4 separate regions of the Homo sapiens genome follow, and regions 2, 3 and 4 are each linked to region 1. Evidence: chromatin loops called from intact Hi-C (ENCODE). Cell type or tissue: heart left ventricle. All regions are shown on one strand. Region 1 has its middle 13 kb from the start of HDHD5-AS1. Region 2 overlaps CECR2 (CECR2 histone acetyl-lysine reader). Region 3 has its middle 10 kb from the start of IL17RA. Region 4 has its middle 2.7 kb from the start of CECR2.

What was found. A loop is a pair of places that touch in the nucleus more often than their neighbours do. Peaks named below come from ENCODE experiments on the same cell type or tissue, not always from the same donor. Only the 100,000 strongest peaks of a DNase experiment are listed, where the experiment ranks them.
Region 2: it touches region 1 in a loop (11-fold over the local background); 77 of 110 quality-filtered maps call a loop at or near these places.
Region 3: it touches region 1 in a loop (7-fold over the local background); 79 of 110 quality-filtered maps call a loop at or near these places.
Region 4: a loop joins it to region 1, with 2.4 times the contacts of the local background. A loop is called at or near these places in 20 of 110 quality-filtered maps.

Annotation. Positions count from the first base shown.
Region 1 is chr22:17,170,222-17,174,221 of GRCh38, forward strand. No RefSeq gene overlaps it. Among named protein-coding and RNA genes, the nearest start is that of HDHD5-AS1, 13 kb to the left of the region's middle. RefSeq lists an enhancer at 944-1,445 and a silencer at 1,296-1,725. In heart left ventricle, CTCF peaks have their summits at 1,410 (motif pointing right) and 1,739 (motif pointing left); DNase peaks (open chromatin) are centred at 1,340, 1,710 and 2,150; H3K4me3 peaks cover 1,775 bases; H3K27ac peaks cover 2,459 bases.
Region 2 is chr22:17,500,086-17,504,085 of GRCh38, forward strand. It overlaps CECR2 (CECR2 histone acetyl-lysine reader), which reads left to right. Exons shown (of 19, transcript NM_001290047.2): 5 at 546-650; 6 at 2,997-3,046. Among named protein-coding and RNA genes, the nearest start is that of SLC25A18, 61 kb to the right of the region's middle. In heart left ventricle, a CTCF peak has its summit at 1,795 (motif pointing left); no DNase peak of the experiment used is centred here.
Region 3 is chr22:17,072,924-17,076,923 of GRCh38, forward strand. No RefSeq gene overlaps it. Among named protein-coding and RNA genes, the nearest start is that of IL17RA, 10 kb to the right of the region's middle. RefSeq lists a silencer at 2,190-2,249 and an enhancer at 3,410-3,579. In heart left ventricle, a CTCF peak has its summit at 2,174 (motif pointing right); a DNase peak (open chromatin) is centred at 2,248.
Region 4 is chr22:17,364,712-17,368,711 of GRCh38, forward strand. It overlaps a transcript of CECR2 not described here. Among named protein-coding and RNA genes, the nearest start is that of CECR2, 2.7 kb to the right of the region's middle. In heart left ventricle, a CTCF peak has its summit at 2,368 (motif pointing right); DNase peaks (open chromatin) are centred at 2,390 and 3,002; H3K4me3 peaks cover 1,190 bases; H3K27ac peaks cover 386 bases; H3K27me3 peaks cover 286 bases.

The sequences.
Region 1 (4,000 bases):
CCAGCCTGGCCTACTAAAAATACAAAAATTAGCCGGGCGTGGTGGTGTGCATTTGTAATCCCAGCTACTTGGGAGGCTGAGGCAGGAGAATTGCTTGAACCTGGAAGGCAGAGGTTGCAGTGAGCCAAGATGGTGCCATTGCACTCCAGCCTGGGTGACAAGAGCAAAGACTTCATCTCAAAAAAATAAAAAATAAAAATAAAAAAATTAGGGAGGGCGTGGTGGCTCACGCCTGTAATCCCAGCACTTTGGGAGGCCGAGGTGGGCAGATCATGAGGTCAGGAGTTCAAGACCAGCCTAGTCAACATGGTGAAACCCCGTCCCTACTAAAAATACAAAAATTAGCCAGGTGTGGTGGCGCACACCTGTAATCCCAGCTACTCGGGGGGCTGAGGCAGGATAATTGCTTGAACCCGGGAGGCAGGGGTTGCAGTGAGCCGAGATCGCACCATTGCACTCCATCTGTGGGCGACAGAGCAAGACTCCATCTCGAAAAAAATAATAATACAAAATTAGCCGGGCATGGTGGTGTGCGCCTGTGGTCCAGATGAGGCAGGAGAATAGCCTGAACCCAGGAGGTGGAGGCTGCAGTGAGTTGAGATTGTGCCACTGCACTCCAGTCTGGGGAACAGAGTGAGACCCTGTCTCAAAAAAAAAAAAAAAGAGTTCAGAACAGTGTGGATACTGTGCTGCCTTTTATATGAGAGCAGGAAAAAATATATATATTTGCTTTTGTTTATTTTGCATAAAGAAACACAAGAAACTAAGCCTGGTGGGAGAATGGGTGGGATGGGAAAGAGGACAGTGGAAAACAGAGGTGGATAGAAGCCTTTCGAATGTGTTCCTTTTCATACTTTTTGAATTTTTGAAATGTGATTGTATATAGATTCATTTTAATTTTAAATGTAATTAAAATTTAAAATTCATTACGGCACTACTCTCTCATCCTGTACTATGGGCTCTACCCTTTTTTGTTTGTTTGTTTTTGTTTTGTTTTGAAGAGACAGAGTCTCGCTGTTTTCCCCAGGCTGGTCTAGAACTCCTGGGCTCTAGCGCCCCGCCTGGGCCTCCCAGAATGCGGGACTACAGGCGCCGCCACCACCCGGCGTCTACTCTAAATGCATAGAGGCCAGGATGACCCAAGGTCACCAGCGGCCGATGCTGCCTGGCAGGGGCTTGAGGCCGGGAGGGGACCCTGCGGACAGGCGAGACCATGTGTGATCTGTGGGAAGCAACTAAACCGGCGTATTCGCGGCAGGGGAGCTCTGTGCCGTCCCGCGGCCCCACCCCGCTCTGCCATGGGAAGCCGTAGCTTGGCGCTGCCCACAGTGACGCGAGGGACTCCGAGGGCACCCGGGCCGGGGTGGACACGGGAGTGGGCCCGGGCGCGGCCGGCAGGGGGCAGCAGCGCCGCGCCGCCCGCGCAGTTCCACAGGTGCGCCGAGCCTGGGGCCATCGCCTCCCTCCGGCCGCCGTCCCCAGCGAATCGCCGCCTGCGTTCTGCCGTTTCCCCGCCACCGCAGCCACCCGGGGCCCGGGGGGCCGCAGCCATCCGCAAGCCGCGGGGCGGCGGGACCGGGCGGGCCGCTAGGGACGCCGGACGAAGGGAGCCCGCGGGCGGGGTCTGGGCGCCTACATCCTTGCTCCCAGGGAGGAAGGGACAGGAAACTGAAGCTGTTTCCGGGGCTGACCCCGGCCAGAGAGAGCAGGGCTCGGGAGAGTCGGCGCGTCCCGGAGGCGGCGCCCCCTGGAGGCCGGTGTGCTTTGGCTCTGCAGCGGGGGAGATTAGGGGTGGAGGCCGACCGATCCCACTCAGCCAGGACTGGCAGGCGCCGGGAGCTCACTGGGAGGCAAGTGCCGACCCCCGAAACCCACTCCAGACAAGCGAAGAAAACAGCTCTGTGTCCCAGGACGAGCACATACCTACTGTCACCCACTGTGCGACCTGGAAGAGTTACTGACCCTCTCTGGGCCTTAATCAGTCATCAGAAACACAAACGCGTAGATAAGATGGTCTTTAGGCCTCTCCCAGCTCTGCTATTCTGTGAATCTAAGAAACTCTAGTCCCTCCACCAGTCCCCACCCCGGGCTGGCTTCGCTTCAGGGAGGCCTGGCTGAGCTGGGGCCCTCATCCAAGGTCTTTGCACGGTTCCTCAGCAAAGGTGTTTTGGAAGGCTGGGTCCCACCCCTTCCCGGCGGAGGAAGAGGCTATTGGCTAAAAAGCCTGGACAAATTCAAAACCAGCAGCTCGGCCCCGGTTTTTTCGGAGCACAGCCAAACCCAAATCACACCTCTGCACCTACCTAGCTCCAGAGATCTAGACAGCATTTACAGCCCCCAAATGTTATTTTTACACCCTTTCCAGGCAGGGAAGGACAGAGGAGGGTAAGCTATTTTTAGGATGACTGCTATTTAAAGTAACATACTGGCCTGGCAAGGTGGCTCTGGCCTGTAATCCCAGTGCCTTGGGAGATACAGGCAGGAGAATCACGTGAGGCCATGAGTTCAATACTATCCTGGGCAACAAAAGGAGACCCCCATCTCTATTAAACAGCCGGGCGTGGTGGTGCGCGTCTGTCGTCCCAACTACTGGAGAGGCAGGCTGAGGCGGGAGGGTCCCTTGAGCCCAGGAGTTCAAGATTATAGTGAGCTATGATCACAGCACTGCCCTCCAGGCTGGGCAGTGAGACCCTGTCTCAAAACAATAAATTAAGTAACCTAGACTATGTATGTGAAAATAATATTTCCAACCCTAGCATGCTGACTTCATCTGAGCTTACAGATGCATTTTCATACAGTCCTCCCCAAGGGATCAGTTCCTGTGAGAGCCAAGGATGGCACCACTCATTGAAATCCTGACCATGGGAAGGCGTCATTTGGGATTCCGGAATGGGTGGCTGAAGCAGTTTACAGAATCGCGTTCTGGTGAGCTTTAAGAATGGAACAGGCGCCGGGTGCGGTGGCTCACGGCTGTAATCCCAGCACTTTGGGAGGCCGAGGCAGCCAGATCACTTGAGGTCAGGAGGTCGAGATCAGCCTGGCCAACATGGTGAAGCCCCGACTTTACTAAAAATACAAAAATTAGCCAGGTGTGATGGCGCGTGCCTGTAATCCCAGCTACTAGGGAGGCTGAGGCAGGAGAATCACTTGAACTGGGATGGTGGAGGTTGCAGTGAGCCGAGATCATGCTACTACACTCCAGCCTGGGCGACAGAGTGAGACTCAGTCTCAAAAAAAAAGAAAATAAAAAGAAACAGGGACATCTTCCTGAGGAAGTCTCGGGCTGCTCTTCCTGAAGGTGAGGCTGGTTGCATAGTCTTTCAAGGTCCCTCACAAGCTGAGGCTCCTGTAAGTTTTCTCTTTTCAGCTAGTCTTTTCAAACGAACACACCTCCACCTCGCTTTCCTCCTTCCAAATGAAGAGCTGATCTAGAGCAGGCGCAGATCCAGATTTTGGGGCAGTCCTGAGGTTTATACATATTTGAAGGGTCTTCTTAAGGAAAAAAGAATAAAATCTGACTAACACACATTTCCTCTGAAATGGCAGCTTCGGGAGCACTGCTAAGGTAGCCGAGCCCTCCATTCCAGTGGCCACTTCCAGTCTAACAATTCCACCGTTTTCTCTTCTTTTTTCAACTCTTTCCATTCCAGTGGCCACTTCCAGTCTAACAATTCCATCGTTTTCTCTTCTTTTTTCAACTCTTTCCATTCCAGTGGCCACTTCCAGTCTAACAATTCCATCGTTTTCTCTTCTTTTTTCAACTCTTTCCCTCTTCCTGCCCATTTTTTTTATTTGTTTTGTTTTGGATGCTTGTTTGTTTGTTTTTGAGACAGAGTCTCGCCCAGGCTGGAGTGCAGTGGCATGATCTTGGCTCACTGCAACCTCCGCCTCCTGTGTTTAAGCGATTCTCCTGCCTCAGCCTCTTGAGTAGCTGGGATTACAGGTGCCCACCACCATGTCTGGCTAATTTTTTTTATTTTTAGTAGGGACGGGGTTTCAC
Region 2 (4,000 bases), 330 kb after region 1:
CTGTAGTCCCAGCTACTCGGGAGGCTGAGGCAGGAGAATGGTGTGAACCCGGGAGGCTGATCTTGCAGTGAGCCGAGATCGCACCACTGCACTCCAGCCTGGGCGACAGAGCGAGACTCCATCAAAAAAAAAAAAAAAAAAAGAATTTAATGATGTAGTTTATGAACGTTAGTATCCATCAGTTTAAGAACAGAAGGAATTTAAATGATGCCTGAAACATAAGCTTTACTAAGTAAGGAAGAGGCCGCATTTCCATAGCATCCCAAAACAATGCTAACCTCTTATTTAGGCTTTCTTACTGCTAGGAGAATGCTTACTCTTCGGAAGGTGTTAGTTAGATCTTAAGCACATTTTAGTATTGCAAAATGTTAGTTTTCCTCAGATCCACAGTCTAATAATGAAGACTGGAAGTTGCTGTTCCCTTTTCCTTTCACTGCTACATTTAATCCTTTTTGGTAATCTCATGGCCAGAAATACTGTTTTAAAATCATATGTAGCAATGCCAATCCTGTGCCAGAACATTTCTATTTAATATTATTTATTAGGGAAAGTGAAGGACAAAAAAATGTCTCAAGTATTCCTGGAAAAACGGGAAAAAGAAGAGGAAGACCCCCAAAACGGAAGAAACTGCAGGAGGAGATTCTGTTGAGGTAAGAAAATCTTGTTAGTTGTGGTCATAGACCATGGCAGAAGGGACCTTAATTCATTTATTCCTTTTTCTTTATTTTGCCTGTGCCATGGGAAGCACATTATTATAGCAACCTGAAACTGAGTCCTTATGAAATTACCACATGTGCAGTACAGTCAGGAAGCCCTTAGTGTGTGACATCTGGCAAGTCACCTCCCCTCTCTAAGCGAGTCCTCTTACTAGACGATGGATGTGCACTTAATGAGGATTATATTGAACAAGACAGTTTTTTTCATTCTTCAATTTTATATTTAATTTTAGCAAAGAAAGATACTTGGGGGATTTTCTTTTATATGTCATTATCTTCTAGGAAATTTCACCATGTGAATCTTGCTATAGGACTTTTCAAAATCTGACCTATGCTGTGTAAATACACTTTTTACTTAAGGATCAGCTCTATCACTAAGCCTATTGAAGTGAGGCTGTATTCTTAAAAATTCTGATAACTCAGGACAAGTGGCTTCTTCCCTTCCTACTTAATCTAAATGCTTGAGTTAGGCTGAATTTCACCCTGTCACTTTTTAACCACTAAGAAATATTTCTGGGAAATCAGATTAAGAATATAGATCACTCAGGAGATCGAGACCATCCTGGCTAACACGGTGAAACCCCGTCTCTACTAAAAATACAAAAAATTAGCCAGTCGTGGTGGCGGGTGCCTGTAGTCCCAGCTACTCGGGAGGCTGAGGCAGGAGAATGACGTGAACCTGGGAGGCAGAGCTTGCAGTGAGCCGAGATTATGCCACTGCACTCCAGCCTGGGCGACACAGCGATACTCCATCTCAAAAAAAAAAAGAATGTAGATCACTCAGATCCTGATTTTAACTCAATCAGCATCCACTTAACTTTACAGAAGTTCAGCTTCAGATTGCAGCTGCCTATTTCTTGCTTATCCGTTTCTGTGACAAATGTCCTGTAATTACTTAACGTTTTATGTATCAACACCTGTTTCCGGGTTTGTTAGGATTTCACACGTCCTTCGATATTCAGAAAGCTGCATGATACCTGTCTCCGTTTCCCCATAAGTATCAAGAATCACAGTAGCTTAGGGTTGGGACTGTAGAATCATTTTAACAAGCATCCATGGACTTGTGCTACCCTCTACTGGTGACTTTTTTCCTTTAGAGCTGTGTGTGTAAGCCAGTATTTAAATATTTTTTCATTAAATTTAAAATTCAGTTTCTGGTTCACGCTGGCCACGTTTCAGATGCTCAGCAGCCACATGGTTTATTGGATAATGCCAATATAGAACATTTTCATTCTCATAGAAACTTTAATCGAAAACAAGCGAAAAGTCCACAGAGTGTCCTTTCTGTTTCAGGGATACAAGTGAAAATGATACTTCATCCTAATGCGTTATACACTTTGCATTTTGTCATTTAATCTCCAACGTCCCTGTGAGGTAGGCACTATTAATAGCTCCATTTTGGGGGAAAGTTAATTAACTTTCCTGAGGTCACATTGTAAGTGGCACAGCTTGAATAGAGGCATTCCCCCTTCGGAGCCCATGCTCTTAACCCTCTGCCTTAGGTAAGGATCAATTATAATAAATACACCTGTCTTCAGTGCGGCCCTGAATCAGGGAGGAGGACATTGGAATCCCTACAGTTCTTTTTTCTTGGCATTTAATTATTAACAGTTGCATCTCTCTCTTGACTGGAGCAGTGATAAAAAACAAGAACAAACAAACAAAAAAAACAGTGCATCTGTTTGATTTCCAAAAAAAGCTTTAAAAGTTACTGTTTTCTGGCTGGGCACGGTGGCTCACGCCTGTAATCCCAACACTTTGGGAGGCCAAGGCAGGCAGATCATGAGGTCAGGAGTTCAAGACCAGCCTGGCCAACATGGTGAAATCCCGTCTCTACTAAAAAATACAAAAATTAGCTGCACCTGGTGGCGGGTGCCTATAGTCCCAGCTACTCAGGAGGCTGAGGCAGGAGAATCATTTGAACCTGGGAGGCGGAGGTTGCAGTGAGCTGAAATCGCGCCATTGCACTCCAGCCTAAGTGACAGGGCAAGACTCCGTCTCAAAAAAATAAAAATAAAAAATAAAAGTTACTGTTTTCTTATGCATTGATACTGTTGCCATAACATAGGGTAGCTGTATGTCAGTACTTCCCTCCTAGACCAGCATGCCTGCATCTTAGTGTTCATTTATTCAGCGTTCCGCCTCCAAGCCTTGTCCCCTTAACACACACACATACACTCTCTTTGTGTTAAATTAATGGGTTCTACCATCCTGGGGTGGCACAGAACAATTTTGGACCTGTCTTTGTTTTAATTGGCACCTCTTTTTCCTGTGTTTCAGTGAAAAGCAGGAAGAAAATTCCTTGGCATCCGAGCCACAGACAAGACATGGTAATGTTCTTTACTGGCATTTAGAAAGAATTAAATAAATATGATTCATTTATGCTAGGGTGTTGACTCTTTTTCTAGAGTCATACAAAGTAAAGGTTATTGCAATAGCCTTTTACCTACCCCCTGTACTCTTCTTCAGTTCTCCTCCTCACACCTTATCCTGTGCCCAGCTCATCATCTGACTAAGGATTAAGATCAGAACTAGATCTTTTCACTAGTGCCCTGTTTACTGGGGACAGTGTAATAGACACCTTAACGTTGGAGTGAATAACCAGCTTCTCAAAGAGAGGTCTTTTTAATGTCAGTGCTTCATGACACAATGGTTTCCTTATAGGTTTACTACATACTGGTTTCCTACCTAGATTTTAATTTTGTAATCCAAATAACATAAAAATGGGAGGCACATACCAGTTTGCACAGTGTAGTTGAGGCAGGGTAGACTCAGCAAAGACTCAAAATCAAAACCATTTCTGTCAATATATTTAATCATTTCTAGACTGTGAATATCTATCTTGTTAAATTCACAGTAGTTATATTTGTATTGCCTTTAGACATTACATTTTTTTTTAGTTGTTAACAATGACTTTAACAGGAAAACCAGAAGTATACATTGTCAACTTTAAAGTCAAAAAGAGGCCATTGTGGCGGCTCATGCCTGTAATCCCAGCACTTTGGGAGGTCGAGGTGGATGGATCACTTGAGGTCGGGAGTTCGAGACCAGCCTGGCCAACATTGTGAAACCCCATCTCTACTAAAAATACAAAAATTACCTGGGCGTGGTGGCAGGCACCTGTAATCCCAACTACTCGGGAGGCTGAGGCAGGAGAATCACTTGAATCCAGGAGGCGGAGGCTGCAGTGAGCTGAGATGGTGCCCCTGAACTCCGGCCTGGACAACAGAGCAGGACTCTGCCTCTAAATAAATAAATAAATAAATAAATAAATAAAATTTAAA
Region 3 (4,000 bases), 97 kb before region 1:
ATATAAGAATAACTACTCCTGCTCTTTGTTGGCTTCCAGTTGCATGGAATGTCTTTTGCTATCCCTTCACTTTCAGTCTTGGTGTGTCTTTATAGGTGAGATGGGTTTGTTGTAGGCAGCATATAGTTGGGTCTTGTTTCTTTATCCTGTCAGCCAACCCATGGCTTTTAATTGGAGAATTGAGTCCATTTACATGCAGGGTTATTATTGATATTATTACTACTGCCATTTTGTTGCTTGTTTTCTGATCGTTTTGTAACTCCTTGCTTCCTTTCTTTCTTTCTTCCTATCTTTCTTTAGTCCTGTCTTTCTTTGAGGTTAAGTGATATTCTCTGGTAGTATGTTTTAACTCATTGCTTTTATTTTTAATGAATCTATTTCAGGTTTGTGCATTGTGATTACCATGAGGCTTACCAAAAACATTTTATAGATATAACAGGTTATTTTAAAGAGATAACAGCTTAAAGAAAATAAAAATGAACACGGAAAAAAGAGTTTAACTTTACAATTTAACTCCATCCCCCACATTCTGACTTTATGTTGTCTCAATGTATGTGTATTTCTATAATGTCCATCTCCTAACAGATTGCTGTAGGTATTGTTGTTTTTGATAGATTTGTCTTTTGGGCTGCATACTAGTTATGAGTAGATTGCACATTGAAATTATAGTATTAGAGTATTCTGGGTTTGTTCATGTACTTAATTTTACCAGCAGGTTTCATACCTTTACATATTTTCTTTTTGCATGTTAGTGTTTTTTTTTTCTTTCTTTCTGATTGAAGAATTCTCCTTAGCACTTCTTGTAACACAGGTCTGGTGGTAGTGAACTCTCATCTTTTGTTTGTCCAGAAGAGACTTTATGTCCTCTCCATATTTGAAGGGACACTTTTCCAATACAGTATTCTTAAATGGCAGTTTTTTTCTTTCAGCACTTTGAAAATGCCATCCCATTCCCTTCTGATCTGTATAGTTCCAATTGAGAAATCTGTTGCCAGACAAATTGGAGCTTTTTTATATGTTATTTGCTTCTTTTCTCTTGCTGCTTTTAGAATCCTTTCTTTACCCTTGACCATTGAGCATTTCGTTATTATATGCCTTTTGGTAGTCTTATTTGGGTTGAACCTGTTTGGTGTTCTCTGATCTTCTTGTATGTGGCTATTTGTCTCTTTCTCAAGTTTGGAAAGTTTTTTGAGTGTCCGTGTTTGATTTTGAATAAGCTTTCCACCCTTTGCTCTTGCTCAACTCCCTTTTGAACACCAAGAATTCTTAGATTTGGTCTTTTGAGGTAATTTTCTATATTTAGGAGACAATTTTTATTGCATTTTATTCTTTTTTTGTTTTTGCTCCTCTGTGTATTTTTTAGAAGCCTGTCTTTGAGCTTGCTGGTTTTTTCCCTCTGCTTGATTCATTTCGCTGGTTGAGAGCCTCTAATGATTTTTTTTTTTTTTTTCAGAGACAGAGTCTCACTCTGTCGCCCAGGCTAGAGTGCAGTGGCATGATCTTGACTCACTGCAACCTCCGCCTCCTGGGTTCAAGTAATACGTCTGCCTCAGCCTCCCGAGTAGCTGGGACTACAGGCGCATGCCACCATGCCCAGCTCATTTTTTGTATTTTAGTAGAGACGGGGTTTCACCATGTTGCCCAAGCTGGTCTCGAACTCCTGAGCTCAGGCACCTTGGCCTCCCAAAGTGCTGGGATTACAGGTGTGAGCGACCACGACTGGCCATGAATTTTTTAGTTGAGTGAATTTATTTCTCAGCTCCAAGATTTCTGTTTGATTATTCAAAATTTCAATCTCTGTATTAAATTTCTCTTGTAAATTTCTGAATTACTTTTGTATGTTATCTTGGATATCACTGAGTTTTCTCAAAACAGATATTTTGAATTCTTGGTCAGAGGTTCACAGATTGCTGACTCATTAAGGTCAGTCACTGGTTCCTCACTTTGTCCATTTGGAGTCATGATTCCTTCTTTGCTATTGTTTCCTGTGATGTGAGTCTATGTCTTTGCATTAAAGGATTTGTTATTTATTTCAATCTTCTCTGTCTGGCTTGTTTCAGTTTTTATTTGATATGTTTGCTTGGGGTTTTTATTTTTAATTTACCTGTTGGTTTTATTTATTTATTTATTTATTTTATTTTTCTTTTTTTCCAGCTAGGTCACTGCCTCCTTTTTGACACTAGATGGTGGCATAAGCCCAGGTTTGCCTTGGTTCTGGAAAGCAATTAGTGCCACCCGGCCTGGCGCTGTGGCTCATGCCTGTAATCCTAGCACTTTGGGAGGCTGAGGTGGGCGGATCACGAGGTCAAGGGATCAAGACCATCCTGGCCCACATGGTGAAACCCTGTCTCTACTGAAAATACAAAAATTAGCTGGGCGTGGTGACACGCGCCTGTAGTCCCAGCTACTCGGCAGGCTGAGGCAGGGGAATCGCTTGAACCCGGGAGGCAGAGGTTGCAGTGAGCCAAGATCGTGCCACTGCACTCCAGCCTGGTGACAGGGTGAGACTCCATCTCAAAACAAAAGAGTGCCACCCATCAGGATAAGGGAGGTCTCAAAGGGGACATTTCAGTAGTGTGGGAAGGATGGTTAGGGGTTGTGCCCAGGGGACCTGTGGAACAAACCTACCACATGGTGCTGCTTAACAGCCACGCTGATTTGCTGTCTCCTTTGGCCAAATTAGAGCAGAGTGTCCAGGGCTGGGGATGGTGGTCCTGCCTCCCTACTCTGTCTCTGGCTGTCCTCTGGGATATTTCTTATTCCAGGCACACTTTCTTTCTGTGCCTTTCTGTGGGTTGAGTTTCTGTGGGTTGAGTCAGGGACTCAACCTTTCTGTGGGTTGCTTTCTGTGGGTTGAGTCAGGGACAGGTTTCCTGCCAGTGAACCCACGATGATGGAGAAGCTGGCTGGCCATCTCGATCTCACTTTTTCCAGTGAAGAATGCATGAGTCAGCGAGTTTTCTGCACGCTTGGTGTGGGGCAGATTTGAGGGAGGGGCATGATGGATATAGAAGTCTGAGTCTCAGCCAGGCACAGTGGCTCACACCTGTAATCTCAGCACTTTGGGAGGCCGAGGCAGGCAGATCACCTGAGGTAAGGAGTTCAAGACCAGCCTGGCCAACATGGTGAAATCTGTCTCTACTAAAAATACAAAAATTACCCACGCGTGGTGGCGCACACTTGTAACCCCAGCTACTCAGGAAGCTGAGGCAGGAGAATTGCTTGAACCCGGGAAGTACAGGTTGCAGTGAGCCACTGCACTCCAACCTGGGCAATAGAGCGAGACCCCGTCTTTAAAAAAAATTTTCTTTAAGTCTGATTCTCTTGACAATGTCTCAAAGTTTTTTTCATATGTGGCCCCAGGAACTCTCATCTTCATATTTGAGTTCTGGAACATTGCTGGTGATGATCTTGGTGCTATGTGTTTCTTTTCAGTTTTCTGTTGGGGAAGTAAAGCCAGCTTGCTTCCGCAGCACCATTTTAGAACCCCTAGTAAAATTTTCGATTGAGAAATATTCTGCAAATGTTTTTATATTTTACCTCCTTTTCAGTGATCACCATTCTCTAGCCATGTGATTGACAAGGACTTTCTCATAGTTCTATACCCTTCACCACATCATTCACTCTTCCTCCCGTAACATTATTTCTAGTCAGTCACCTACAACCCTCTCCTCTGTTTCTTCAAATCTCAATGTACCTTTTCTTTTCTTTTCTTTTCTTTTTTCTGAGACGGAATCTCACTCTGTTACCCAGGCTGGAGTGCAGTGGTGTGATCTTGGCTCACTGAAACCTATGCCTCCTGGGTTCAAATGATTCTCCCGCTTCAGCCTCCCGAGTAACTAGGATTACAGGCACCCGCCACCACGCCCGGCTAATTTTTTTGAGATGAAGTCTTGCTGGGTCACCCAGGCTGGAGTGCAGTGGCGCGTTCTCAGCTCACTGCAACTTCTGCATCCCAGGTTCAAGCAATTTTCCTGCCTCAGCCTCCCGACTAGCTGGG
Region 4 (4,000 bases), 190 kb after region 1:
CACGCACCTATAGGCTGAGACAGGAGAACCGCCTGAACGCAGAAGGCAGAGGTTGCAGTGAGCTGAGATCACACCACTGCACTCCAGCCTCGGCAACAGAGGGAGATTCCGTCTCAAAAAACAAAAAACAAAACAAACAAACAAAAAAACAAAAAATAAGAAGAAGAAGAAGAGAGAAGTAGCATGATTCCAAAGAGAGAAAACTGGCTGAACAGTTAGATTTGGATGCTTGGCTGGGCGCAGTGGCTCACGCCTATAATCCCAGCACTCTGGGAGGCTGAGGCAGGTGGATCACCTGAGGTCGGGAGTTTGAGACCAACCTGACCAACATGAAGAAACCCTATCTCTACTAAAAATACAAAACTAGCCAGGCGTGGTGGTGCGTGCCTGTAAACCTAGCTACTCGGGAGGCTGAGGCAGGAGAATTGCTTGAACCCAGGAGGCAGAGGTTGCAGTGAGCCAAGATCATGCCACTGCACTCCAGCCTGGGCAACAAGAGTGAAACTCTGTCTAAAAAAAAGGAAAAAGAAAAAGATTTGGATGCTTGTCCTGGTTAACGACGGTTATGAAGAAGCCACACTTTCCTTTGTTCATCTCTTCCAAGGTTCAGTAATAATAAAGCAGAGCACACATTTTTAAATTAATCCTTTGGAAATAACAGTGTATTTCCCAAAGAAACAATGTCATAAAAAAGGTGGTTAGGCCAGACTCAGTGGCTCACGCCTGTAATCCTAGTACTTTGGGAGGCCAAGGTGGGCGGATCACGAGGTCAGGAGATCGAGACCAGCCTGGCTAACACGGTGAAACCCCGTCTCTACTAAAAATACAAAAAAAATCAGCCAGGCGTGGTGGTGGGTGCCTGTACACCCAGCTACTCGGGAGGCTGAGGCAGGAAAATGGTGTGAACCGGGGAGGCGGAGCTTGCAGTGAGCCAAGATGGCACCACTGCACTCCAGCCTGGGTGACAGATCAAGACTGTCTCGGAAAAACAAACAAACAAACAAAAACAAACAAAAAAATGTGGTTAGCCTGGCCTGTAGTGCCAGCTATCTGGGAGGCTGAGGCAGGAGGATTGCTCAGTAAGGTGGCAGTGAGCTATGACTGCACCACTCCACTGCAGCCTGGACAACAAAGGGAGACCCCCTATGTAAAAAAAAAAAAAGGGTGGTTCATTTCCCAGATTATCCTCCAGGAACCTATATAAATCCCAACATAGCTAACATTACTTCATATTTTGCAATGGGAAACATAAATATTTTTGCAATATTAATGAATAAGCAAAACAGAAAAACCAAACGAATTATTGTGGGATTTTTAAATAGAAAACATTTGATTCAAAGGGGATTATGGAACTCAGGGTCAGAGAATATGAAAGAATTACTTCTTGCTACTTTTAATACTATCTGAAGTTAATGGCACTGGCTCACAAACAGAAAACAGCACGAATGAGAAGGGGAAAGAAAATATGAGCTGTGTTTTTTCTTTTTTCTTTTTTTGAGATTGAGTCTCACTCTGTCGCTAGGCTGGAGTACAGTGGCACGATCTCCGCTCACTGCAACCTCTGCCTCCCGGGTTCAACCAATCATCCTGCCTCAGCCTCCGAGTAGCTGGGAGTACAGGGGCGTGCCACCACGCCCAGCTAATTTTTTGTATTTTTAGCAGAGACGGAGTTTCACCATGTTGGCTAGGATGGTCTCGATCTCTTTACCTCGTGATCCGCCTGCCTGGGCCTCCCAAAGTGCTGAGATTACAGGCGTCACCTACCGCCCCGGCAAACTGTGTGTTTTTAAGGAAGATGATTCAACTAGTGTTTCGAGGGTGAAAGAATGGGCCAGGCTGGAGAAGTACAATAGCACTCCGAATCAAAGGGAGAAGGGAAGAAGGGTGAGTGGCCAGCCTATTGGTAGGGGGTCATTAATCTAGATTCTAGGAGGTTAGGCTGGAAGTTAGTCCAGAAAATAGATCCGAGGCAGTTAAGTCCAAGGGGAGGCGTGGCACAGATGTTCAAAGCAGGGTCAAAGATTCAGGGTATCAATCCTAACAGGGCCAGAGAAGGTCCAAATGGAAAAGCTCTGGTTGGAGCCCAAACTCGGGGAACTCAAGATTGAGATTTACTGTTGATTCCAAGACACTTGAGACCCCTCAGCTCCTGGGGCCAGGATCCGTTCCAGAGGGTAGTTGAGGCCAGAGTAGCAGGGTAGGTGGAGGAACTAGGGAAAAAACTGTAGAGACAAACAGAGTTAGAGAATGGTGGGAGGAAATGGGTCTAAAGTTGGTGTGCTGGGCCACAGAACAGAGAAGACCCTCAGAAGGAAAGGGCAGCAGAAGGGAGGAGGAGCCCTGAGAGACAGGGCGGATCTCCGAGCAGCACCAGGGGGCGCGTGCCGTTCCCGGACAGTCTTGTTGATTTCCGGGGCTTGGCAGTAGGCGGAGGAGGCAGGAAGACAATGGCTCAGCCTTTAAATTGGGGCTGGGGTGGTGTTTGTAAACGACATTAAACACACTACCGTACTAAAAGGTAGCCAAATCATCTCATCCCTCTGCTTGCTGGTGTCATTAATATCCTAGGCACTAATATTACTAGGCTGGCTAGTGGTGACAACTGAGAGGCGAGGGAAGAAGCTTAAACGATGACAAAAGATAAAGGCAGGGAAACGCAGTAACACTTTTTTTTTTTAATTTTTATTTTTTGAGACGGAGTCTCACTCTTACTGCTCAGGCTGGAGTGCAATGGCGAGATCTCGGCTCATTGCAATCTCTGCCTCCCGAGTTCAGGCGATTCTCCTGCCTCAGTCTCCCGAGTAGCTGGGACTACGGGCGCCTGCCACCACACCCATCTAATTTTATGTATTTTTAGTAGAGACGAGGTTTCACAATGTTGGCCAGGCTGGTCTCGAACTCCTGACCTAAGGTGAACCACCCGCCTCGGCCTCCCAAAGTGCTGGGATTACAGGCGTAAGCCACCGCGCCCGGCCAACTCACACAGAGGAAAAAGTGTGCAAAGTCAAACTGTGAGGAAATAAAAGACGGAGAAGCAAGTCCAGAAAGCACCTCGTTCAGGTTACGTGACAATTCCGGGGTGGCCTGTGTCCCTCTCCCATCTCCCTTGCTAATGCAATACTCACGGGGTAGCTGTGCTTCACCAACACACACAAACGTAGGCTTGGCTTTTTGGGAGCAGTCACATGTGAGCTCATTTTTGCCAAACATTAAATAAAAAGCATGGTAGAATTTGAGGATGCACTTTAAATCATCAAATAGTTCCAGGGAATGAAAGAGCAGAACTTTGGGTTGTTTTTCTGTGCCAGGAGAGAGTGGTGGGGGGCGGAGGAGACCCTTGTTAGAAGATGATGTATTTTGAGATTACTAGATTCACAGAAGATGCACGTGAATATACTCTAACCATTTAAAATTATGTTTCTGAATGCTGCCTTAAAAAATACAACAAGTTATTATCATAATAAAGTGAGGGAGAGTGGAGGGGTAATTATCCAGACAGCCCATTCCAAAATCTATCATATAAATTATCTCCAGATTGTACACTACTTAAAGGTAGAAGAGGATCTTTGAGTTTAACCCTTGTACACTTTGTGATTGTGCCTGTCACTCAATAAATAGTTGATTAATTTGGGGGACGCACCAGGAGCAGTGTTTCCTATCTGAAAGGTGGACCACCGAACTCAGAGGCGGCCCTCTGAGACCAGCAGGATGCAAGTGCGACGACCAATACAAATATCTGAGCATTCAATGGAGTTTTTCCAAACTTCTAGCCTGTTTCTGGGGTGATTTTTTTTCTTAGGATTTAGCAGTACTCCACCGCGCTACAGCAGTTAGCATTTCTAAAGCACACACTCCAACACCCTTCGGCCGTAGCACATTCAATCCCTCCGCCGGGGCGTGGGGGTCTCCTCCCCTCCGAGCACAGTCCCCGGCTTCCCGATCTCCTCTGCCCCATCCCCCCGCCTTCCAAGCACATTGTGCTCACTCTTCCAGGCAGCTC